2 separate regions of the Homo sapiens genome follow, and region 2 is linked to region 1. A link is an interaction called in ENCODE POLR2A ChIA-PET data of the cell type or tissue named here. Cell type or tissue: Panc1. All regions are shown on one strand. Links, peaks and the distances in the headings refer to the core of each region. The heading gives the core; the rest is flanking DNA.

The links. Peaks named below come from ENCODE experiments on the same cell type or tissue, not always from the same donor. Only the 100,000 strongest peaks of a DNase experiment are listed, where the experiment ranks them.
Region 2: POLR2A ChIA-PET joins it to region 1 with 6 read pairs; 4 of 35 experiments call an interaction of 5 or more read pairs at or near these places.

What each region holds. Positions count from the first base shown.
Region 1 is chr4:40,322,167-40,334,762 of GRCh38, forward strand. LINC02265 (long intergenic non-protein coding RNA 2265) reads left to right here. Exons shown (of 4, transcript NR_121641.1): 3 at 4,544-4,744; 4 at 7,994-8,253. Among named protein-coding and RNA genes, the nearest start is that of CHRNA9, 6.9 kb to the right of the region's middle. RefSeq lists an enhancer at 3,298-3,347. In Panc1, for the core only: no CTCF peak of the experiment used is centred there; no DNase peak of the experiment used is centred there; H3K27ac peaks cover 1,533 bases.
Region 2 is chr4:40,434,438-40,447,033 of GRCh38, forward strand. RBM47 (RNA binding motif protein 47) reads right to left here. Exons shown (of 7, transcript NM_001098634.2): 4 at 3,334-4,487; 5 at 2,004-2,210. The coding sequence starts at 4,456. Among named protein-coding and RNA genes, the nearest start is that of RBM47-AS1, 15 kb to the left of the region's middle. In Panc1, for the core only: no CTCF peak of the experiment used is centred there; no DNase peak of the experiment used is centred there.

The sequences.
Region 1 (12,596 bases), core at 4,129-9,128:
AATGTCCTGGGTTCAAGTATGAGTTGAGCGTCTGTCACAGAGTATCAGACATGAAGCAAATGTTTGCTCTCTACTTTTAGAGATGTCGTCAGTGTTGTAAGCTTTTTATGTGTATCACCTCATTCAATCCTCAGAACAACCTCATGACAGAGTCTTTGTTCTGCCCCCTTTAGAGATGAGTAAACTGAACACAGAGAGTTTAAACAACTTTCCCCAGGCCACCAGCTAAAACGTGGCAATTCGATGATTTGAACCCAGACAGCCTGAACCCAGAATCCTTTCAGGGACTCTTCACTACTCCTAACTATGCTATGCTGCCTTTCCATGCAAAAAGCTAGGAAATATCACTTTGCACAGCCTTCATTTTCTTATCAGTCCATGGATTTTTGTAAAGAGCAAGGGGCATAATTTATATTAAGGCCTAAATGACAGATGTATATTTTCATTGTGTTTTCTATGATTGGCTCTTCAAGGGAGTAGTGTTTAAAGTTTTGCCCCAAATGTTCTTTTCAAGGAGAGCTCTGGGAGGTCCCATAATTCTGTGACTTTGCGTTTGCAGAACACAGCAGATGACCTGAGCAGCATTCAATCAGTGATCACTGTTTATTGAACTCAGTGTCACAATAATGTTCATGGACTCACAAGTAAGAAAGACCTCGGTTCTATCCCAGCACTGCAACTTGGACATGCTACTTAAAACTCTCCAAGCCTGCCTTCTGTAAATGGGATAATACCAGCAACCTTTGCAGAGGTATAAAGATTACCATGGTAAACTGTTTCCATGGTCACAGAATTCACAATCCAAGATAAAAGAGTCATTAAGCACACAGACACACAAATAGGCAAGCAAAGGTTGGAGAAGCACATTCTAGGAGAAAGGAACTGCAGAAATCTTGCGTTGGCAGGAACTTGACACGTTTGATATACTACAAGGTCGGCAAGACCTTCTCATAAATTTGTGAAGCAATTAGCATTCTTTTAGTCAACAGTCAGCATTTCTCTATGTGTGTAGTATATTTATAACTAATAAAGTAAAACTTATGCTTTTAAGAAAATATTTTTTCCCAAACATTTAAGTGTTAATTGCATGCCTAAATTAAGTTCGTTTTTTTGGTTTTTTGCTTGATTAAAATTACAACACAAATCCATTGGATCTTAAATACCTTAAAAGCCTTTAAAAACTGGCAAAACATACTAGTTATCACAAAGATTACAGAAATTATGACATAACATTGCTTTTTTTTTTTTTTTCAGACAGAATCTTGCTCTGTTGCCCAGGCTGGAGTGCAGTGGGGCAATCTCGGCTCACTGCAGCCTCTGCCTCCCGGGTTCAAGCAATTCTCCTGCCTCAGCCTCCTGAGTAGCTGGGATTACGGGCATGCACCACCACGCCTGGTTAATTTTGTATTTTTAGTAGAGACAGGGTTTCTCCATGTTGAGGCTGGTCTTGAACTCCTGACCTCAGGTGATCCGCCCGCCTCGGCCTCCCAAAGTGCTCGGATTACAGGCGTGAGCCATCGCGCCCTGCCACAATCAATCTTTAGGTTGGGCCCTTTGAAAAAACAGAATCTTGTTTCTGATTTCATGGAACTTTTAGGTCCCTTTTCTCTTCGAATAGATTTTGAGTTTTGGAAACCAGAAGCATATATTCTTTAAATTTTTCAAAATCAGCTTCCCTATCCCAGTTCAGCCATTATTATATATTGATTTGATCTGTTGGTGTGATTGATAATTTAGGTATGTTTTATCAATATCTCATTATAATTATATGATCATCTAAACCTTGCTACTCAATGTGTGGTCCATGGGCCAGCAGCATCTATATCACGTGGGATGCAGAATCTCAGCCTCAGTCAGGCCTCCTGACTCAGAATCTGCATTTGAACGAAACCTCCTGTGATCTGATGGCCATTTAAAGCCCAGATGACTCATAGAAAGGATGCAGCTACCTAGATATGAGGGATGGAGCCTGTGGCTGGCAATCCTCTTCAGGACATGCAACTAATTTGGCATCATGGAACCCACTATTACTCCCTCTTTTCTTATAGTTTGAGGTTTCATTATAACTGCTAAGATTTTCTTCTACCTTGACCAAGAGAAGAAGGCTTGGGACTGAATCCTGAGAAATCCAACATTGAGGGAAGAAGCAGATGAGGAGGAATTGCGTAGGAAGTTAAGAGAAAAGCTGGAGTTTTCCTGCCGTGGAAACCCAGAGAAATGACTGTACTAAAATAAGTAGTGAGCACCTCACTGTGAACATTAGCCATGTTCCTATTGGGATTGTTATGAGTAGCAATTTTAAAATGAAGAACAAATGCTATCTTAGACGGGCTAGAGAAGCTCATGGAGTCTCATCACAGAGGTCTCTCCCAAGAGTCATTTTCCCGGACCTTTGGAAGAAGGATCGATGGTCCCCCACGGTGTTGAACGAAGTGCTTATTTGCAGAATTAACTCACAAAAATGTTAAATTCAGAGGAAATGGTCTGTTCACTGAAGTGTTACATTTTCTTCTGAGGGGTGAGGTGAGGATGTGAAGGGAAAGGATGACAACAAGCCGAGGTAAACTTACTTTGAAAGAATAGTACAACCTTCCCACTACTTTGTTTTCTGGGCCTCCCATAGCACTTCATGCACTGATTTTTTTTAAACATAAACAAAAGGTTTAAATATTGTTTTCAAAATTCCCTACCCAGGACTGGGCACGGTGGCTCACACCTGTAATCCCAGCACTTTCGGAGGCCAAGGCGGACGGATCACTTGAGGTCAGGAGTTCAAAACCAGCCTGGCCAACATGGTAAAACCTTGTCTCTACTAAAAATACAAAAAATAAAAAAAATTAGCCTGGCGTGGTGTTGCGCGCCTGCAGTCCTGGCTACTCGGGAGGCTGAAGCAGTAGAATCGCTTGAACCCGGGAGGTGGAGGTTGCAGTGAGCCGAGAGCGTGCCACTGCACTCCAGCCTGGGCGACAGAGTGAGACTCTGCCTCAACAAAAACAAAAACAACAAAAAATTCTCTACCCTAAAGAATTGGGTAAAATCCAGTCCTCCAAACCAGGGGAAGAGTTAGTTCCTGGAATACTCTATTTTGATCTTGCAGAATTATACTCCGTTAGAAATTAATCCAGATAAGATACGAGAAAACAATAAAGCAGGAACATTCTAGAAAGTGTATTGATTAGGACAACTTGACTCTAATAATCTATTTCTTAGCTTAAATCTGTTAATAGATTTGATTATCATAAGCACTTGGCTATTAGCCAGAAATCCTGGATAAATGGACGGATCACTGTAAATTTGGTATTTGAAGCTGTTATATTTCAAGCTGTTTTTTTTTTCTTTGTATGTGCTGTCTCTTTAGAGCTGGTTAAAAACAGCAGATTTCACATATGACGTTATCTGCAGTGCCCTGTGCAGAGGCCTGCAGGGAGTTTACAGAGACACCTGGTGGCTGAGAAGGTGAAGTACCTTGGCTTTGTCAGAAGATAAAGGATTTGAATTGTGTCTAAATTTGGTTTCTTTTTGTGGCTGAGAATTTCACTCCTTTCTTAATTATTTTAGTAGAATTGCACATTTAAAAAAATAGACTTTGATTTTTAAAGATTATTTTTAGAGCTTTCACTCTTTCTTTCTGAAAAAAATCATCAACCAGGTGAATTGACCAGTTCCATCAGCTGGGCTGAATCTCATCAGGGCCAGGACCAGAGTGAGGCAGGAGAGGCACTTGCTTCCAGTGCACATTTAAGGGGGAGCCAAAAATATTAGTAATGAATATAGATAAATTTTTTTGAGACAGGATCTCTATCTGTCACCCAGACCAGAGTGCAGTTGTGTGATCATAGCTTACTACAGCTTTAAACTCCTGGGCTCAAGTGATCCTCCTGCCTCAGCCTCCCCCATGTAGGAGGGACTGCAGGTACGCATCACCATGCCTGGCTAATTTAAAAGAACTTTTCTTTTCTTTTTTTGGTAGAGATGGGGGTCTCATTTTATTGCCCAGGCTGGTCTTGAAGTCCTGGCCTCAAGTGATCCTCCCACCTCGACCTCTCAAAGTGTTGGGATTACAAGCATAAGCCACCATGCTTGGCCTTAATACAATATTTCTAAACATCAAAATTAATGCAAAATATTTCATTATAAATAAAAATACCAAAGTTTAAAAACAGGATTAGTGGCTGGGCATGGTGGCTCATGCCTGTAATCCCAGCACTTTGGGAGGCTGAGGCAGGTGGATCGCCTGGGGTCAGGAGTTCGAGACCAGCCTGGCCAACATGGTGAAACCCCATCTCTACTAAAAATGTAAAAATTAGCTGGGTGTGGTGATGCATGCTTGTAGTCCCAGCTACTTGGGAGGCTAAAGGAGGAGAATTGCTTGAACCCTGGAGGTGGAGGTTGCAGTGAGCTGAGATCATGCCATTGCACTCCAGCCTGGGCGACAGAGAGAAATTCTGTCAAACAAACAAACAAACAAAAAACCAATAACAACAACAACAAAAAAAAACAGGATTAGTATTGCCAATATTCTCTCTCTCTTTTTTTTTTTCAGGCTCCAATATGGCTCAGAAAGGCACTGAGAAAACCTAGCCTTAGCTAGGCTAAGAGCCTAGCTTCTGGCCTGGCTTTTACGTGGTCAGCGGATGTGCGTCCATCCCCCTGCACTGGTTCCCCTTGTCCTTTCTGTGGCTCTCCTGGATTCCTCTCGTTCAGCTCCTTGGTGTACAGAGCCTATGTCAATGGCAATGGTGAGGTAAGTGAGAAGAAGAAACGGAGAAAGTTAAAAAGTGTCTTTGAGGAAAACACTTGGGAATAAAATCTTCCAGTTCTCCTGCTTTACCTTTCAGTACCCTCCCTGCTTCCTTCCAAACATGCTTCCAGAAGCAGGCACCTAGGCCATTCATACCCACGGGGCTGCTCTCGGCTAAGTAGGCCTAGCCGAAGAGACACTGAGGGCAGGTGGGCAGGTGGGGTGGGAGATGGAGCAGCGCGTTGCTGACTGGGAGAAAGCACCTCCTTGCCTCTTTTCAGTTTTAACATGTCCCTTTAGTGCCCACTTTCCAGAACAGGGCAGAGGATGGGGGAGCGGGAGATGAGTGAGGTCTTGGGGCCATGGGGCCATGCTGCTTCTAAGGGGGCAGAAGCTGTGGGAGAGGTTGGGGGCTGGTAGCTCTCAGAATAGCCTGGGAAGGGTATCAGCTGGGTTTGCACAGTGTTGTCTCCGAATCTCCCAGCTCCCCTTCTCTATGATTAGCATCCTTGAAGTAGCGTGCTACTGTTAACAGAAGAGCAGAGTGTGCCCCTTCTGCTTTTTCCCATGCTTGTCATTTGCCTAACTCTTACAATGTTAGCAGAGAGACAGTGTTTGCAACGAGCAGGGAAATATTGCACAATTGTGACTGCAGGGTCTGCTATGAGAAGAGGAAGCAGAGCCAGTGGGGTGAGAACCTCCTGGGATGAGAAGGGGTCGGAAACTCAAGAACAAAGGAAAATGTCTGAGAAGTCCCAAGGAGCAAGTGGGCTACCATTGAGGACAGAAATCTCCCATGGATGAGGTCTCCTCTGTGCAGCAAAGAAAGACCCCAGAAACAGGAGGAAGCCAGGAGATACTCACCCTATACCACACTGTACAGTTTTATAGCTTTCAAATATATTCCCTCAGGGGATTTCAGGGAAAATAGTATGCACCCTCTGACAAAGCACAGACATCAGAGCCCGCTACAGTCCCCAGATCACTCACTTGGACATACTGGATACCCTGGATCATATATCAGCTGCTCTCCTGACCCAGAAAACTGCATGTCTCTTATCACCCACTCATGTCTCTTCATGAACTTGGCTCTTCTGTTGGCAACTTTATGAGTTTCTTTTTACCAGTGGGTGCTTTCTGACTACCGTAGCCTGTGTGGTTTGGCAAGGGGAATCATAGTGGCATTCACTGAGAGTCTTGCTTTGTGCCAGGTGTGTGCTTGGTACTTTATCTGCTTTCTCTTGAATCCTCACAATAACCCTTTTGGGTAAAATATTATAATCTTCCTTTATACAAATGAGAAAATGAGACTCTGAGAAATAATTACTACTAACATGACTAGTAAGTGGTGGTCCTAGGACTTGAACTGGGGCCATAGGACTCCTCCTGTGTCCTTAGGTCCTTTCTGTTGCATTAGGTCAGCAGAGACATGGGGAGATGCCTCCACACCCTCCCCCTGCATCCTTGGCAGATGCTGCTAACTGGATTTGGTGGTTGTTTCCCTTGAGCTAGGACTATGTATAAGGGAAAAATTATGGTCCATGTTCTCAAGGAATTTTGCTTTGACATAGGTTAAAATATAACACAGCAGTAGACTGACAATGTAAGGCTGTAAATAACATCCTGGCCATGAGTGCTAAAAAAATCAGGTAAGCTTATGAATCATAGGAAATATACCCACCATTCTTTGTCTGAAAGCTGGCCTTTCCCTTACTTCTTAATTCCTTAGATTTCTCATTCTAGATATTACTCATTTATGCATCAACAAATATCCTCTAATATCCTCTCTGTATCTGGGAGAATAGCACAGAACATGACAAAGCCCCCACTTTTGTGGAACTTAATTTTAGTAGGGAGACAGACGATAACTACCAAGTGCAATGCATACATGCAGGTCAGCTGGTCCTAAGTGCGAGGAAGGGTGGATCCCAGAGATGGAGAGAGGGCTGGGATGTTACTCTACGTAACATCATCAGGGAAGGGCTTCTGATAAGGAGGCACTAGGCAGAACCCAGGAGGAAGAAGAAGGGGAGTCAGGAGGATATGCTAATGGTGCTCCAGGCAGAGGGAACAGAAGGAGGGGCGCAGTGTGCATGTGGAATGCAAGGAGGCCAGCACGGCTGGAGCTACATGAGCGAGGGGGAGAGTGTTGGAGAAGGAAAGTCGGGGGAGACATCACGTACGGCCTTGTAGTTGCCAGTAAGGATTTTGGCTTTTATTCCAAATAAGGTGAGAATCCACTGGAGAGAATCCACTGGGCAGAGGGGTGACATGATCAGATTTGTGTTTTAAGATGACCACCTGGCTGGGCTTGGTGGCATGTACTTGTAGTCCCAGCTATCTGGGAGGCTGAGATGGGAGGATCTCTTGAGCCCAGGAATTGGAGGCCACAGTGCACAATGATAATGAGGGAGTGCAGTGAATAGCTGCTGCACCCCAACCTGGGCAACACAGTGAGACCCCCATCTTATAAATTATTTAAAAATAGGCTGGTCATGGTGGCTCATGCCTGTAATCCCAGCACTTTGGGACTCTGAGGCAGGTGGATCGCTGGAGCTCAGGAGTTTGTGACCAGCTTGGCCAACATGGTGAAACCCTGTCTCTACTAAAAATACAAAAATTAGCCAGGCATGGTGGCAGGCACCTGTAATCCCAGCTACTTGGGAGGCTGAGGCAGGAGAATTGCTTGAACCTGGGAGGCAGTGAGCTGAGATTGTGCCACTGCACTCCAGCCTGGGTGACAGAGTGAGACTCCGTCTCAAAAAAAAAAAATTAAATTAAAAAAATAAAAATAGAAATAAAAAATAGATGAAATGAAATAAAATGACCGTCTGGCTCTTACCTGGAGAAGGGAATTCAGGGGCACCGTTGGCTGCTAGGAGGCAAGTGTGGTTGGTGCAGATGGCAGTCAGCAATGGCTTAGACCAGGAAGACAATAGGGAAGGTGGGGAGAGGCGGCTGGGTTCCCGATATGTTGTGAAGGTGGAACTGCTGGGATTCATTCACAGATTGGATGTGGGGTGTTCCAGGTTGAATTGCATCCTACAGAATTCACACGCTGAAATCCTAACCCCCAGTACTGAAGAATGTGACCATATTTGGAGATATGGTCTTTAAAGAGGTAATTAAGGTTAAGTGAGGTCACTGGGGCGGGACTAATTTCATCTGAGGAGACAACGGGTTTCGGTACAATCGGGGAATAGGGTCACAACCTAGAAACCAAACAGAACTCTGGGACTCTGTATCTCTTAGGGAAATTGCCAGAGCCCTGCCCTCCAGGCCTGTCCTTATTCATGGGGATCTGAGAAGAAGAGATTAGGACCCAGACATGCACAGAGGAGACCCTGTAAGGACACAAAGAGAAGACAGCCATCTGCAAGCCAAGAAGAAAGGCCTTGGGGGAAACCAGCCCTGCCCACACCTTGGTCTGGACTTCCAGCTGATTCTTGGATGAGCTGGTCCTTAGGCACGGAGGCAGGACTGTGAGAAAATAAATTTCTGTTTTTAATTCACCTGGTCTATGGTATTTTGTTGTGGGAGTCCAAGTAGACTAATACATGGGGTTTGAGAGAGAAGAAGCGAGGATGATGCGCAGGAGTTGGATCTGTTTGAAGTTAGGTTAGGAAAGTTCATTTCCTTCACGATGCCCAGAAGCACCAAGAGAGATTGTCCCGCTGGGTTTCACTCAGAAGAGTTTTCCAGTCCACTACACACCACTGACAGAGCCAGAGTACAGTGGGACAAGAGTGAGACACAGGCACATGCAGTCACAAAAGGAGAATCGGCTCCATGCCCAGTGTGATCACCTTCAGGTGCCCACACCATAATGAGCTCCGGTCCGACGTTCCTGTTGGCCCAGAGGTCCTCCTTCCTCCCCTTCCTGAATCGCTTTTGTTCTGATCTAACCTGCACTTCCCCAGGCCAATGGATTTGAGTACAGCTGGGGAAGGGAGTTGCTAGGATTTCTAGCAATCTAGAAACAAAACTGTGTTCTGGGACTCTGTACTTCTCAGTGAAACTGCCAGAGTTCTGCCCTCCAGTCCTGTCCTTATTCATGGGGACCCCAGAGAGACTCACTTGAACTTCTGACCCATTCCCCTGCTGCTCACCCTGCCAGCCCCTGGCCTGGCTGTAGCCACAGTTCCCACCATCACCTATATCTGGAAACTCTAATTCCTCATCCACGACACTATCACGGTCACCCTGTGGAAGTGAGGAGGCTTGCCCAGCCTCCAGACATCCAACAGGGTTGCTTCCTACTCTTTCCAGTTCTCTTACATTTCTGATTCCTTATTAGAAAGGGTTCTTCCATGCCCAGAGCCTCCGCTGGAAGGCAGTTTGAGTCTCACTGGCTGAGCTGCAGTGGGAGTCAGCCCTGGCCCTGCCATGCGTCTGCGCATGTCAAGCTCTTTTCCCTGCAGGCTTTGCCCCTTCTTCATCTGGAACGCTGTTTCCTATTGCAATTTTCATGAGCAAAGTGGATTTATGGATCTGTTTATCTATGTCAGGGGTCAACAAACTATGCCCTGCCACCTATTTTCGTAAATAAAGTTTTATTGGAACATAGCCACACATTCATTTTGCTATAGGCTGCTTTCATAGTACAATGGCAGAGAAGAGTAGTTGGTACAGAGACCATATGGCCTGCCAAGATGAAAATATTTACTATCTAGCTCTTTGCAGAGAGTTTGCCAATCTCTGTGACGGAGTTAGATTGTGTAACTCTCACAAAATGGATAAGAGGATTAAAAAGACTACTGCAGAAATAAGTAAGTAAATAAATAAATCCACGGTGGACTGACAATAATATTAACATCACAATAAAAAAGGACAACAAGAAAATAGTAGGACTGATATTCTTCCACCCACAGTACAAATTGCTTGTCACATAAAACAATTATCCTCTAACCAGGTCTGTCAAGAAGTTGGGAGAGAGATTGGGTGAGGGAGAGAGATGGAAGGGGGAGAGGAAGAGGGGAGGAAAAATAAATAAATTAAATAAATAAATATATAAATAAACAAATAGTGGCATTGAGCTACAAATGACATGCTTAGCATGTCATTTTCCCCTTTAATGATCATTTATCCAGCAATTTTATGGTCAAGCACTATTTTTAGGGTTCCACATGCATTAACTGATTCAGTCCTCAAAACAACCCCAAGAGGTAGGCACTATTTATAATTGTCCCCATTTTATAGATGAAGAAACTGAGGTCGAATAATCTGGCTGAGCTTACACAGCTAGTAAGTGGTGGGGTTGGACTTGAATCCAAGCAGTTCAACTCCAGGGTCTGTGCTCTTAAACTCTACATTATACTGCTTTTGATCAAGAATACGAAGTGGCTGGGCATGGTGACTCACCTGTAATCCCAGCACTTTGGAAGGCTGAGGCAGGTGAATCACGAGGTCAGGAGTTCAAGACCAGCCTGGCCAAGATGGTGAAACCCCATCTCTACTAAAAATACAAAAAAAAAAAAAAAAAAAAAAAAAAAAAAGCCGGGCGTGATGGCAGGTGCCTGTAATACCAGCTACTTGGGAGGCTGAGGCACAGAATTGCTTGAACCCAGGACGTGGAGGTTGCAGTGAGCTGAGATCACGCCACTGCATTCCAGCCTGGGCAACAGAGCAAGACTCAATCTCAAAAAAAAAAAAAAAAGAAGAAGAAATAGAAAACAAAGACAGAAGTAAACCCTAAAATGTTTGGAGAGTGGTGCCATGGGCAGCCCTTTTGGCATGACTTTGCGTCCTAACTACCAATCTTATCCTAAACTCTGGTGCAAGGTGAAGGAATTCATGTAGCTGTCTTTTAAAGGAGCTTTGAGGGGGTTTTTTTGTTTGTTTGTTTTGTTTGTTTGTTTTTCAAGACACATATCTAGGATAAATCCAGCAAATTTAGAAAGTAGAAGTGAAATAGGTCCTTGGGGATGGCATCCCATTGAGGTATCTCCTGCCATTTCAGTGAGTTGTGAAGCATTGGTTAGCATGCGTCATGGCTCTGAGTGCCTAGGACAGCACTCCTCTGTGAAGAGCCCAGCCTCCTGGGGAGGTTGAGGGTCTCTGGCATGGTTCTTGGTGGAGAGTCAGCATCCTTTACCCACCTTCCTGTGGGGCAGATCGAAGTCCCACCTGCCCTTGGCTGAAAGGAAGTGCATTCCCAAGCCTCCTAAAGGCACACTTGACCTTGATTTCCTCTGAGCTTCCTCACCAGATGAACTGGTGTTGTGTAAGGAGCACTGTATTGAGTCAGGACGATGGGTTATGTCCTTGCGAAGGCTTCTGACCTCTCTAGTCCTCAGTTTCTTTATCTGTAACATGAGTGACCTTAGCTAGATGGTCCTCAAAGAGCTCTTTACAGGTTAGAAGTGCTCTGATCCTGTACTTAATGAAATGGAGAAAATATTCATGCCATATTCATTTGCAGGGAAAAAATCCTTTGCAAAACATGATGTTTGACTCTTGTAATTTTTGTTTTAAAAAACACATGTAGCAGAATGAAGGTATTTGTTCTTCCCATCCCCACTCTGCTGCTGGGCAGAGGATATTTTAGCCATAGAATTCACTAGGATTCTTTGTCAGACAGGACTCTATTCTAAGGAATGGGAGCACTGCCATCATCCTCCTGGAATGGAGTCAGGGATGCCCCCCAGGACACTGGACCCCAATGGGCAAAGGTTCTCAGCAGCTTCAACCTAAAAGAGGCCCCTGAGGGGAGAAGGGACCCTGAAGGGAGGGGAGTGGTATAGGAAGGGAAGGGACACCATTCAAGGTAGGCCCTGTGTCAACTACAATTCAACCCTGTGAGTGCTGTAAGGAATCCAAGACATATGAGGTAAAGATCCTCTACACACAAGGAAGTCACCACCCAGCTGGCATCAAAAGCCATATTGATGAAAGACAACGAGAAGGAAGAGATGCATTGTTAGTGTTGCAGGGAGCACAGTGGATTGGGGCAGGTGGCCTGGATCCTGTCTCTGGCCGATCACTGCTGGAGGGAAGCCACTCTGCATCCCTGGGCCTCAGTTTCCTCATATAGAAGTGAGGCATTAAACTCAATTTCAAAATTACCTTCTGCCTCTGAGATTCTGGAGCGGATGGTTTGCTGAAGGAGGACTGAGCGTGGGCACCCGGAATTGTGTCATTTGATGAATGAGTCAGACTAGGGGCGTCAGAAAAATAATGTCTTCACAATCAACACAATGGGATAGGCAATTAAGAAACACTTTGCCGATGGCTTGAGTGTCTGTTCCACTCAGAGGATACATTCCCGAAGAGGGATGGGGTGACTCATCAGGCGGCTGTAACCTGATGAAACAGAGCTATCCAATTTCCTCGCTCCAATTCCAGGCAACCAAATTATCTTAATATGGTTTTCCAAAGCAGTTTCCCCAGGCAAGAGGAGAGACAGACATGAGTTTCCAGACTAAGCAGCAATTGAAAATTGACATTTTTTTATAGGAGTAAAATTATATCACATATGAGAAATGACTGAAACTTTATATGAAGTAGCATTCAAATGCAAAGGGTGTCATCATTAGCAATATCACCATTGGTTATTATTCTCATGCTGATTTGGTCAGCCTTTGAACCAGTTTTTCTTTTTTTTTTTCGAGCTGGTAAATCCTGGGTGACTTGGTGAGTATAGAAATTCTGGGTATGCAAAGCTGATCAAAGATGATAATTACTGATATTTAGAAAGTGCTTTCACATACAGTTATCTCAGTAGCTCTAGAGAGAGAAAATATTATTTTCCCCAGTCTGTAGTTCTGGAAGGCTCAGAGAGGTTAGGTGACTTTTACAGAATAATAGAGCTCGTCAGGGTTTGGCTGGCAGTCAAACCCAGGTGGTCAAGTCCAAA
Region 2 (12,596 bases), core at 3,652-8,651, 110 kb after region 1:
ACCTCAGGCTCCAGGACACAACTTTACATAGTTAAAGATTATTTAACAGTTCTTTTCTCTTGTTAAACCTTAAGCTACCGTAACTTGCCAAAGGGAGTTCCCTTCTCAACAAGTAGAAGCGACGACTCCCATATCCAGGCTCTATTTTATTAAGTTACAGAGCTGTGGGATCAGTTTTACTTTGCCCACAGTGCCAATGACATTTAAAAGGCAATCTAGTCTAAGGAGTCACTTAACTGCAGAAATTGCAGAATTTTTACACAGGCAAAAAAAAAAAAAAAAAAAAAAAAATCATTACTAGAATCATCAAAAGAAAGTTCAATTGGGGAAATGCTTTTTAACTCTATGAGGCCAATGTGTACCTATGTCCCAAATGCACAGATTCCTTGACTCTATTTTAGCTAGGGAGAGAAGTGTACAATCTCAACCAGAAGAAAATCAGAGTAGCTGGGCTCCAAACAGTTCTTCAACTTCCTCCTGCTGAAGCCAGGAGGGGTCTGGAGGAGGGTCGTGCCAATTACCCACGGACTGAGCTTTCCATGTGTTTGGATGCTTCTGCAGGGTGCTACGTGAGTTTGTGATAGACTCACACAATGGAGTTAATGTTTTTTGCAGGTTCGGATCAGAAGACCGGCCTCACATTAGATGGTCATGGGCACTAATGACATTAATAAACAGGTTTGTAGGGCCTGGAGGTGAAGGCTAAGTTCAGGGTCCCTGGCTTGAAATACTTGAGCATCCCTACTCCCAATCTACTGATCCAACTAGAGGAGGAAATGAGTGCTGGAAATGAGAAACCAGGGAATTAGCTGCAAAAATTTTCAGCAAAGGCCAGGTGCAGTGGCTCATGCCTGTAATCCCAGCACTTTGGGAGGCTCAGGCGGGTGGCTCACTTGAGGTCAGGAGTTCGAGAACAGCCTGGGCAATGTGGTGAAACCCCATCTCTACTAAATATACAAAAATTAGCCAGGCATGGTGGTGCGCGCCTGTAGTTCCAGCTACTCGGGAGGTTGAGGCAGGAGAATCGCTTAACCCGGGAGGTGGAGGTTGCAGTGTGCCGAGATCATGCCACTGCACTCCAGCCCGGGTGACACAGCAAGACTCCATCTCAAACAACAACAAAACTTTCACCACTGCCTTGTCCTCAAGCATTCTTATTTGCTCAGACCATGACAAGGGACAAAAGGTGCTGCTTACTCCTGAAGGGGAATTTTCTGCCCTTCCAAACAACTCTCAGAATGGGGCAATAAGCTCTACCCTCCGACTTCAGATGGTCGGGGCAGAAATAGGCCTGAGTAAGGAAAAGACAGGTTTTACCTGATAGAAGATACAGAGAGCCTCATGTTCTTCCTTTCTTCCCCCTACAACTCTCCTTACTTAGCCACAGACTGAGACAAAACCTAACAATGGGTGACAGCCCTTTGAAAACCTTACTGCATGGCCAGGCGCAGTGGCTCACTCCTCTAATCCCAGCACTTTGGGAGGCCGAGACGGGTGGATCATAAGGTCAGGAGATCGAGACCATCCTGGCTAACACGGTGAAACCCCATCTCTACTAAAAATACAAAAAAAAAAAAAAAAAAAATTAGCCGGGCATGGTGGTGGGCACCTGTAGTCCCAGCTATTCTGGAGGCTGAGATAGGAGAATGGTGTGCACCCAGGAGGCAGAGCTTGCAGTGAGCCAAGATCATGCCACTGCACTCCAGCCTGGGCGACAGAGCGAGACTCTGTCTCAAAAAAAAAAAAAAACAAACAAACAAACAAACAAAAAAAAACCTTACTCAGGCAAGTTTGATTTGAACATAGTCAAAGCTACACCATCCCCTGAAGTTCTAGATAAGGAGGTCCAGGGGGTCACTTTATTTTTGCCTTGTCTCTAGCTGCCTAGGAGAAGAGGAACCCCTGTGCAGATGTGAGAGCCTGAAAAACGCTTGGATTCACTTCAAACAGAAGGGCTGGGGTTTATGCTGAATGGGAGCATTCTCAATCTGCTTCATACTGACCTGTACCAGGTTTAATGGCAACTGGGTTGACGGTAGGGATTTCCAAATTCGGCACCAGTTCATATCCTTTTTCTTGCTGCTTTCCTTTCCCTTCATGATATCGGCTATATATACCACGACCAGCAGAATATCCCCCGAGGTAGGAACCCCTAGGCCCTGGGGCTCTGTTGCCAGCTGCACCTCGCCCTCGGCCTCTTATGCTGCCTGCTTGTAATAACAACACAAAAGATGATCAGCAACCAACAGTGACGGTGCTGGAGGCAGACCTCAGCCCTCGGTTCTCGGCATTTAACTGCCCCAGTCTTAATTGCAGGTGGCTACACCTTTGCTCTTTAATAGGCTGGTAAAGATGCTTCCAACATTCTATTTCAGCCTAGATTTGCATCCTAAGCATGTCTTCTTAGTACAAGAGGCAAACTTGCAGGGTGAGTTTCTAGGATTGTATCTGCAATTTCAGTAAAGAAAAACATTCATAGACTACCCACCACCCCCTCCCCCCCGCCAAAAAAAAAACTGTGGCCAGGTGTGGTGTCTTATGCCTGTAATCCCAGCACTTTGGGAGGCTGAGGCGAGAGGATGGCTTGAGCCCAGGGGTTCAAGACCAGCCTGGGGAGCATGGTGAGACCCTGTCTCAAAAAAAAAAAAAAAAAATATATATATATATATATATAAAATACATATATATATATATAAAATACATATATATATATAAAATACATATATATATATATAATACATATATATATACTATTAAATAATTTTTTTTAAAGTTAGCTTTGGAAGGGGATTTGCTGGTCCACCTTCCTCATTTCATGCTTGAGAAAACAGGCCAGGGGAGATTAAAGTGACTAACTAAAGTCACAGACCCAGTTAATCAGAGAACAGGACCCAGAACCTATGTATCTTATTTTCCAGGTTATGCTGGGTGTCATTATATCCTAATCAGTGATAACAAAAAACAAAATTAAAAATCACGGACTCCACCAACATCTTAAGATTTAATATCACAAGCAGGTTTTAACGTAAGCACCAAGAGAATGGTGGACTAGCCCCTAACCCGGTGGACCTCGGCAAGGAAGAATTCCAGCACTTGCATATTCCTGTGATTTTACCGCTCACCCCAGAACGATCTGTATTTCTATCAGTGCTGCATAAGTGACGGCCTTCGGTGCCAGGAAAGAATTAGACCCAGAATGCAAACCCAAAACGGGGGTGGGAGGGCCTTCAGCACCTACCAGCTCAGCAAATGCCAGCCACGGTATCCCTGGTGCCCCCTGCCTAGGAGGCAACGTTCTTGGGGGCCCCACCCAGGAGAAGAGCCCCCACTAACCTTTCACAAAGTAGTCCCTGTTGGGCCCAATGAGCGCGTTGTAGGGGTAGCCGTAGTAGGCCAGTGTGTAGGGGTCGCAGGAGTACACGTAGCTGGGCTGCTGCGCTGCCTCAGCCGCGCCGCCGCCCCTGGCTGCCTTCTGGTAGCGCGAGTACTGCTCCTTGTCCACGGGCTTGGCCAGCGTGACCTCCAGGCACGAGCCCTCCAGCTCAGTGCCGTTGAGGTTGTTCATGGCATGCACGGCATCCTCGCGGCTGGTGAAGTGCACGAAGGCGTAGTCGCGGATCTTCTTGACGCGCTCCACGCAGCCGGGGTTGAACTGGCCGAAGCTCTTCTTGATGGTGTCCTCGGTGGTCTCGATCATGAGGTTGCGCACGTAGAGGATCTTCACGGTCTCCATCACGTCCTCGTCCACGTCGATCTCAGGTTCGGCCCAGTCCACGGCGATCTGGTGGCCCCACAGCTGGATGCGGCCAGGCATGAGCTTGCGGCGAGCCATGGCAGCCGCGCGGTGGCTCTCGTACTCCACGAAGGCGAAGCCGCGGTTCTTCATCTTGTCGGCCGCGCTGGCGTAGACGATCACGTCCAGCACGCCCTCGGTGACCTTGGCAATCTCCTCCAGGATTTCCTCGCGCTTCTTCATCTTGGGGATCCCGCCGATGAAGAGGCGGCAGTTGTCCACGCTGCAGCACACGCCGAGCAGGCGGCCCGGGCGGATCTCGTAGTTGTTGAGCTCACGCACTGCGCGCTTGGCCTCGTGCTTGTGGCAGTACATGACGAAGGCGTAGCCGCGGTTCTTGCCGTCAAAGTCCATCATGAGGCGCAGCTCGTAGATGCGGCCCACGGCCTCGAACACGGGCACCAGCTCGTCCTCGTACACGTCGCGCGGGATCTTGCCCACGAAGACCTCGCAGCCACGCTGCGGGTGCGGGCCCTCCCAGCCGGGCGGTGGGCCGCCGTACTTGCGCTGCCCGTTCTCTTGCACCATGCTGTAGCCCGTGCGCTCCATCAGCGCCAGCAGTGCTGCCTCGTTGGGCGCGCCCGCCACGCCCTCGGGCACCTTGGCGGAGGACCCGGCGGCCGAGTCACTGCTCATGGCTGCGGTGGAATCCTCTGCGGTCATAATGTCAAAGGCATCCACAGCTGGCGGAAACCTGGGGAAGCAGAAAGAAGCGTGAGTGGGGAACCGCTGGATCTTGCCTCTTTTGGGTTGTGTTTCGCAGCCTTGCAAGTATGCATTAATAGGCCACGGGGAAGGGGAGGTGGTTTAAATGAGAAATAGGATGGAGGCGTTCTGGAAATGCAGCAGCCCTACATTTGTCTAAAATAGTCAAGTTGTCTTGCAGCAAAAACCAGAAGTGAGTTAGGAGAGAAAAAAAAAAATCAGAATGAGCAAGTACTTCCATTTCATCAGTACCCCGACAGCTTTGAAGTTTTGCGAAGCTGCTCTCATTTTTGGTAAAAACCTCACGTTCTTTTGCTTCATTCCTGCACCGTTAACTCCACCTGATTTCCTTGTTATATGGAATTTGACAAACTCCATGTATTTCTTTGGTGAACACAGCTTTCTTCTTTTCTTTTTTAAGGGAGTCTTTTTAATTGTAGGAATGGAAATACAGTGAAGATTTTAAATTATTAAAGAAAACTTTTAGGAGCTGTCATTGTATAGAGAGAGCTGTGTATTAAAGCTTTTTACAAGGAAGAAATGAAATGTGCACATTGCCACGGGCTTGGTCCAGGAACTGTAATAAGAGCTAATCTGATTTTGATGGTGGCATTCAGGTAAAATTCTTGGTGTGAAGCATTCAAAGATTTGGAATCAGTCCTTGAAGAGCTAGACTGACTTCAAGCTGGGGGACTGGGAAGCAGCATCTACCTGGTAAACCACACTATTGTTTTCAGAGAACTGTCACCTGCATTCTCTTAATTTTCTTAACCTCTGTATATGGTACATGGTATTATCCTCAGTCCCAATTTGGTCATGGGGAAATAGGCTTAGGTTGAGTAAACTGCCCCATTTCACACAGCAAGTGTCAGCTTGTAGGCAGACTTGATTCCAAGTTTTCTGGCTCCAGATTCCCTGTTTTTTCTTCCAAACCAATGCTGGGCAATCGAATTTTCTATGATGCTAGAAAAGCTGTCACTTGCCACATGTGGCTACTGAGCACTTGGAATGGGGCTAGTGTGACTGAGGAGCTGGATTTTAAATTTTAATTAAACAGCCACGTATCACAGTGCAGGTCTGAACTGTGCCGCCTTCACTTATATGGCCAAGGGCTCTGTGGAAGTGATTCTAAATTATGCAATAAGATTATTACGATGAGCTGCAGACTATACTTCTGTAATGAAAGGCTCCAATTCGCCTTTTAAAAAATGAAATCTATTTCATTTTTTGGACTATAAAAGTATTCAGTTAAATTTATAGAAAGTTAAGAAAAGTACATAAGAAATTATTCCTAATTTTCCTACCCAATGATAGCACAATGAAACTTTCTCATCTGTTTTCTAGATGTTTTCTTGAGGAGGTGGGAGGGGGAAGCCTGGCTTCCGCCTAATTTACATGGTGCTACTTTATGTTATAAGCATTCCTCTGTATTCTTAAAAATCTTTGTAAAAACATCATTTTTAATGGCCATATAAGGTTTCATCAATTAATTAGAACCCGGAGTATCATTCATTTTTTAAAATTTAGGACTAGGAGATGTATACAAGAATATTAAGGGAAATTTCAAGGATAATAAAAATGAATTTGATCATTGAAGGAAAAAATAAAACTATAATGAAACAAAATAAATCTGAGCTATTTATTTGCCAGATGGCCAAAATAGTCCTTTTGTGGTTAATTTGCTCTAATATCAAGCGGCAGTACAGTTTAGCAGGTAAGTATGTGGCTTCTGGAGCCAGACTGCATATGTTTGTTTGTGAATCTCAGCTCTAATACTTGCTAGTGTTAGCTGCTCCATGCCTCACCTCAGTTTCCCTACCTATAAAATCAGAATGATAATAATAGTATTAACCTCATTAAGTTTAGAGGAGTGAGTTAATACATACACAGCATTTTGAATGGTGCCTAGAATATTATAAATGCTCAAGAAATGTCAGTTATTAATTTCATCCAAACTTTTGAGTAAAATCTTAGACCAATTCTTTCAATTTTAGAGTAATTCTTAAGATAAACATCTTCAGTTCTTTAAAAATATCTGTTACACGTGGCTTCTATTCTTATTATTTTTTTCCTCTTCAAGTGCTTGGAAGCTGGTTTGACGTCTCCAGTTATCATGAAATTTTTTTGTAGTATACTTGGAAAATTAGTTTCTGTAGTTTCAAGTTGAAAAACATTTTTTTTTCTTTTTTTAAAAATAGAGATGGAGGGCCAGGCAGAGTGGCTTGTGCCTGTAATCCCAGCTCTTAGGGAGGCAGAGGTGGGAGGATTACTTGAGCCCAGGAGTTTGAAACCTGCCTGGGCAATATAGAAAGACCTCGTTCTCCACAAAAAAAGGAACCAAAAAAAAAAAGATCCCAATTAAAATAGAGATAGAGTCTCACTATGTTACCCCAGCTAGTCTCAAACTCCTGGGCTCAAGTAATCCTCCTGCCTCAGCCTCCCAAAGTGCTAGGATTACAGGCATGAGCCACCACACCCAACCAAGAAATTTCAACATTAAATCTGAACATGAAGACCTTTCCCTTCTTCCAAATGGAAGATAAGGATATATTTTTAAGAGGACTATTTGCATAAACACCCATGTAGTTACAATCTGTGACCTAGGCAGGAAATGCCAGGTACATATATAAATACATAGGAGACAATTCAAGATCTTACCTGTTGTACTGTATACAACATTAACTGACTAAAGTCCAAGGGAATAGAACTTATCTCTCTGCTGAGATAGGTGGAGTTGCCTTCCTGTCACCCTAACTGTGCTTTGAAACTACTATTCTACCTACAAAAACAGTCTTACAGTAGTCAGGCTACGGAGTCATTGCCAATTCCAACCCCAATAATATAAGAAAAAATCCTGTTTGCTTTCAGTCTGAAATCTGCTGGTGTCAGTAACACAATTATCTCTACATATTTTAAAATAGCGATAGCTTATTTCTTACATCAATGAGCCAAGAAAAGCCTTTCTTCACCTATGCTATCATCTTCTGTAATAAACAAACCATGTTAGCGACCCTGTTTTTATTTTTACTTTGGCCTCTAGGAAGTTCACGATTGATTTTTTTCACTCCAATTTTAGTAACTGTAGGGGACATTACAACACACTTTCATGTTCATCTAATTTGGGTTATAGTTTCATTTTTTAGTTTTCTTCTATTTTTTCAGTTTTCCCAGTGACATGAATTGAGCTGTTTGTATTATTTATCTTATTGTTCACATGTTCTTATAAACCATGTTGTAATTTTGGAGGAGACGAATCAATGCATACATACATGCATATATATCTAATTACAGCCAGACATTGATTAATGCAATATCCAAATTTGCTGTGTCTCTTACACCAACTACAAGTATTGCATACCAACAAGTGAGAACCACAATGAGATACTACTTCACACTCATTAGGATAGTTATTATAAAAACAACAAAAAACAGGAAATAAGCATTGGCAAGGACGTGGAGAAATTGAAACCCTCATGCAGTGCTGGTAGGAATATAAAATGGTACAGCCGCTGTAAAAAACAGTATGGTGGTTCCTCAAAAAATTAAACATAGAATTACCATTTGATCCAGCAATTCCACTTCTAGGTATATACCCAAAAGACTCAAATAGATACTTGTATAATGATGTTCACAGCAACAGTATTTACAGTTGCCAAAAGATGGAAGCAACCCAAATGTTGATCAATGGATTATGATAAACAGAACGTGGTATACATATACAATGCAGTATTATTCAGCCTTTTTTCTTTTGCTTTTTTTTTAGACAGAGTCTCACTCTGTCACCCAGGCTGGCGTGCAGTGGTGCAGTCTCTGCTCACTGCAACCTCCACCTCTCAGGTTCAAACAATTCACCTCAGCCTCCCAAGTAACTGGGACTACAGGCGCACACCACCACGCCCAGCTAATTTTTGTATTTTTAGTACAGGTGGGGTTTCACCATGTTGGCCAGGCTGGTCTTGAACTCCTGACCTCAGGTGCTCTGCCCGCCTCGGTCTCCCAAAATACTGGGATTACACGTGTGAGCCACCGTGCCCGGCTTATTCAGCCTTGAATAAAATTCTGATACGTGCTACAATATGGAAGAACCTTGAAGACATTATGCTAATAGTGAAATAAGCCAGACACAAAGGGATAAATATTATATGATTCCACTTATATAAGGTACCTAGAGTAGTCAAATTCATAGACAGAAAGTAGACTAGTGGTTACCATGGGCTGGAGAAAGGGAGGAGTGGGGAATTAGTGCTTCATGGGTGTGGGTGTCTTAATTAGGGATAATAAAGGTCTGGAGATGGATGGTGGTGATGGCAGCACAACAGTGTGAATATACTTCCTGCCAATGAACCATACACTTAAAAATGGTAAAATGTTATGTATAATATACCACAGTAAAAACAAAATCCTTTAAAAAAAAGAAAAGGTTCAGAGATGCAAAAAAGACAAAAATTAGAGTTGATAAAACTAGGATTTCATTAGAGGCCATTAAAAAATGATACACTGGGCTGGGCACAGTGGCTTACACCTGTAATCCCAGCACTTTGGGAGGCTAAGGTGGGCGGATCACCTGAGGTTGGGAGTTCGAGACCAGCCTGACCAACATGGAGAAACCCCATCTCTAATAAAAATACAAAATTAGCTGGGCGTGGTGGCACATGCCTGTAATCTCAGCTACTCAGGATGCTAAGGCAGGAGAATCCCTTGAACCTGGGAGGCGGAAGTTGTGGTGTGCTGAGATGGCGCCATTGCACTCTAGCCTGGGCAACAAGAGTGAAACTCCTTCTCAAAAAAAAAAAAAAAAAAAAAAAAAAAAAAAAAAAGGTACACTGACTCAGGTTAACACATTCAAGAAAATCTTATGGCCTACAAGTTTTATTCTCCTTATCATCATGTTTAATATACCATATTAAATAAATTATATGGTGTGCTACTCTACTCAATGAATTCAGATGCCAAACACTTAGATATATTAAAAGATAAATGAGGCTGGGCTCAGTGGCTCACGCCTGTAATTCTGGCACTTTGGGCGGCTGAGGCAGGTAGATTGCTTAAGCTCAGGAGCACGAGACCAGCCTGGGCAACATGGCAAAACCCCATCTCTACAAAAAGTACAAAAATTAGCCGGGCATGGTGGTGTGTGCCTGTAGTCCCAGCTATTTGGGAGGCTGAGGTGGAAGGATCACCTGAGCTCAGGAAGTTGAGGCTGCAGTGAGCTGTGACTGCGCCACTGCACTCCAGCCTAGGCAACAGAGTGAGAACCTGTCTCAAAAACAACAACAACAATAACGAAAAGGAAAAGATTTTCAAGTTACTTTGAAAAAGACAACTGTACAGCTAACATGACCCTTCTCTCAAAGATGTAATGAAATGCTTAACTTATTGTAATTATATGTGCTTTAGATTAGCATTGGCAAGCTATGGCTGTGGGCCAAATATGGCCTGCTGTTTGTTTCTATAAATAAAATTGTATTGGAACACAACCCTATCCTTAAAAAAAAAAAAAAGAAAAGATAATGTGTGGCTGCTTTTATACTACAATGGCAAAGCGAAATAGTTGAGACCCAGACAGTGTGGCTCATAAAGCCTAAGGTATTTACTCTCCGGCTCTGTTGACCCCTGGTCTAGGAGATGTGGAAGAGCGCATCCTTGAAGCTCTTAGATTCTGCTTGCTACGTATAATAGTTTTCCTATGCTGAATGATAACTTAATTTCAGGACTAATTTTTAAATTCTAACTGTTTTTTTTTTTTTTAGATGGAGTCTCACTCTGTCATCCAGGCTGGAGTGCAGTGGTATGATCTTGGCTCACTGCAATCTCCACCTCCAGGATTCAAGCGATTTATCTGCCTCAGCCTCCTGAGTAGCTGGTATTACAGGTGCGTACCATCATGTCCGGTTAATTTTTGTATTTTTAGTAGAGATGGGGTTTCACCATGTTTGCCAGGCTGGTCTCGAACTCCTGACCTCAAGTGATCTGTCTGCCTCCTAAAGTGCTGGGATTACAGGTGTGAGCCACTGTGCCCGGCCTTAAATTCTAACATATTTTAAAACAGTGTTGTTTGGCCGGGCGCGGTGGCTCATGCCTGTAATCCCAGCACTTTGGGAGGCCGAGGAGGGCGGATCACAAGGTCAGGAGATTGAGACCATCCTGGCTAACACGGTGAAACCCCATCTCTACTAAAAATAGAAAAAATTAGCTGGGTGTGCTGGTGGACGCCTGTAGTCCCAGCCACAGGGGAGGCTGAGGCAGGAGAATGGCGTGAGCCCGAGAGTCGGAGCTTGCAGTGAGCCGAGATCACACCACTGCACTCCAGCCTGGGCGACAGAGCGAGACTCCGTCTCAAAAAAAAAAAAAAAAAAAGACAGTGTTGTTTAGCTGCCTTTCCCCCTCTTCCAAGCTGTTTTCCGTTTAACTCCAATGGCCAAATTTATGAGACATGGAAGAAGAAAATATCTGATGAAGGTTGTTGGCTCAGCTCCTGACACTTATATATTAATAATTTCTTAAAATTCCAAAAGAGATACAAGAGGGTTTGTTTTCATTCATTCATTCATTCATTCAGCAAATAGTTATTGACCACCTGCTATGTGCCAGATACTGTGCTAGCTATGGTGGACCTCGTCCTTGTGGAGCTGACTTCTGAGTTAAGTGAACTCAGTTAACTGAATTACGCTTCAAATGCCAAATAGGTGAGAATTGAGGTATTTGTACTCATGGTTACTGACCAGAGCCTGCTTCAAAAGGGTCATACACCTCAACATTGTTAACATTCGTTTCTGATAAGGCCATAGTTCCCCAAGTTAAAAGCCCATATACCATCAGAATTTTGCTTTTAAATATATCAGGGGTGTCTGGGGACTAGTGTGAAATACCATATCCTGAATGTTGAGATTCTTGCTTGGGGCAGAAGTGTGGACAGAATGAATAATAAGTATACTTCAGAAGTAGAAACTTATCTGTGAGCAAATCAAAATATCTAGATAAATAACACAGAGTTCCCCAGTTTCATCCATTCACCATGTGACAGTTTTAAAAGGGACTGGGCATTCTGGTTTAGGCTTCGTAGCATGTTGAATAAATGCAAGTCTCTAGAGTCAGACAGTCTGAAGTCCAAATCTTAGTTCCTCTACTTCTAGCTGTGAACCTTGAGAAAAGCCATTTAACATCATTAAGAATCTATATTCTCATCTCTAAAATGATGACTGTATTAACCAATGTTTACTGAATGTCTATTATGTGACAGGCAGAGTGCTATGCTTGTGCATATTAACTCATTCTAATCCTCACAGTGTCTATATGGTATACGACTAGGGTCTCCACCCTACAGATAGGGAAACTGAGGCACAGAGAGGCTAAGTAGATTCTCAGTTAATGAGCATCAGAGCTGGTGTGTGAACCCTGGGAGTCTGATTTTCATCATAGGGCTGTGATGAGGATTAAGTAAAATGATTTGTGTAAAGTTCTTAGTGCAGAACCTAGCACTAAGTGATCAAGGAATGTTAGCACAAGAAAACTGAACTTAAGGCTGGGCGTGGTGACTCATACCTTTAATCCTAACACTTTGGTATGCTGAGGCAGGAGAATTGCTTGAGCTCAGGAGCTTGAGACTAGCCTGGGCAACATAGTGAGACCCCATCTCTACAAAAATTTAAAAAATTAGCTGGGTGTTGTGGCGTAACACCTGTGGTCCCAGCTATTTGGGAGGCTGAGGTGGGAAGATCACTTGAGCCTGGGAGGTCAAGGCTGCAGTGAGCTATGATTGTGCCACTGTACTCCAGCCTAGGTGACAGAGCAAGACCCAGTCTCAAAAAAAAAAAAAAAAAAAAAAGGAAAAAAGACAATAAAACTTAAAAAAAAAATTGAACTGGAGGGAAGAATCTTGCCCCATGTAGGATTCTGTGTTTATGGGAAAACAGGCAAGAGGTTATCCCAGCCAACTTTAAACCAGTCAGTAGAGAAGCCTAGCCTGTGAGTTCTGGTGGAGACTAGTGTATCAGAGTCTCCCAGATTCCTTTCATAGCAGGTAAGCTGTCTGGCAGTGTGATTCTCCACTGGTGATGTGGCTTATGCATCCATGTGTAAGCCTGTTTCTCACCTAATC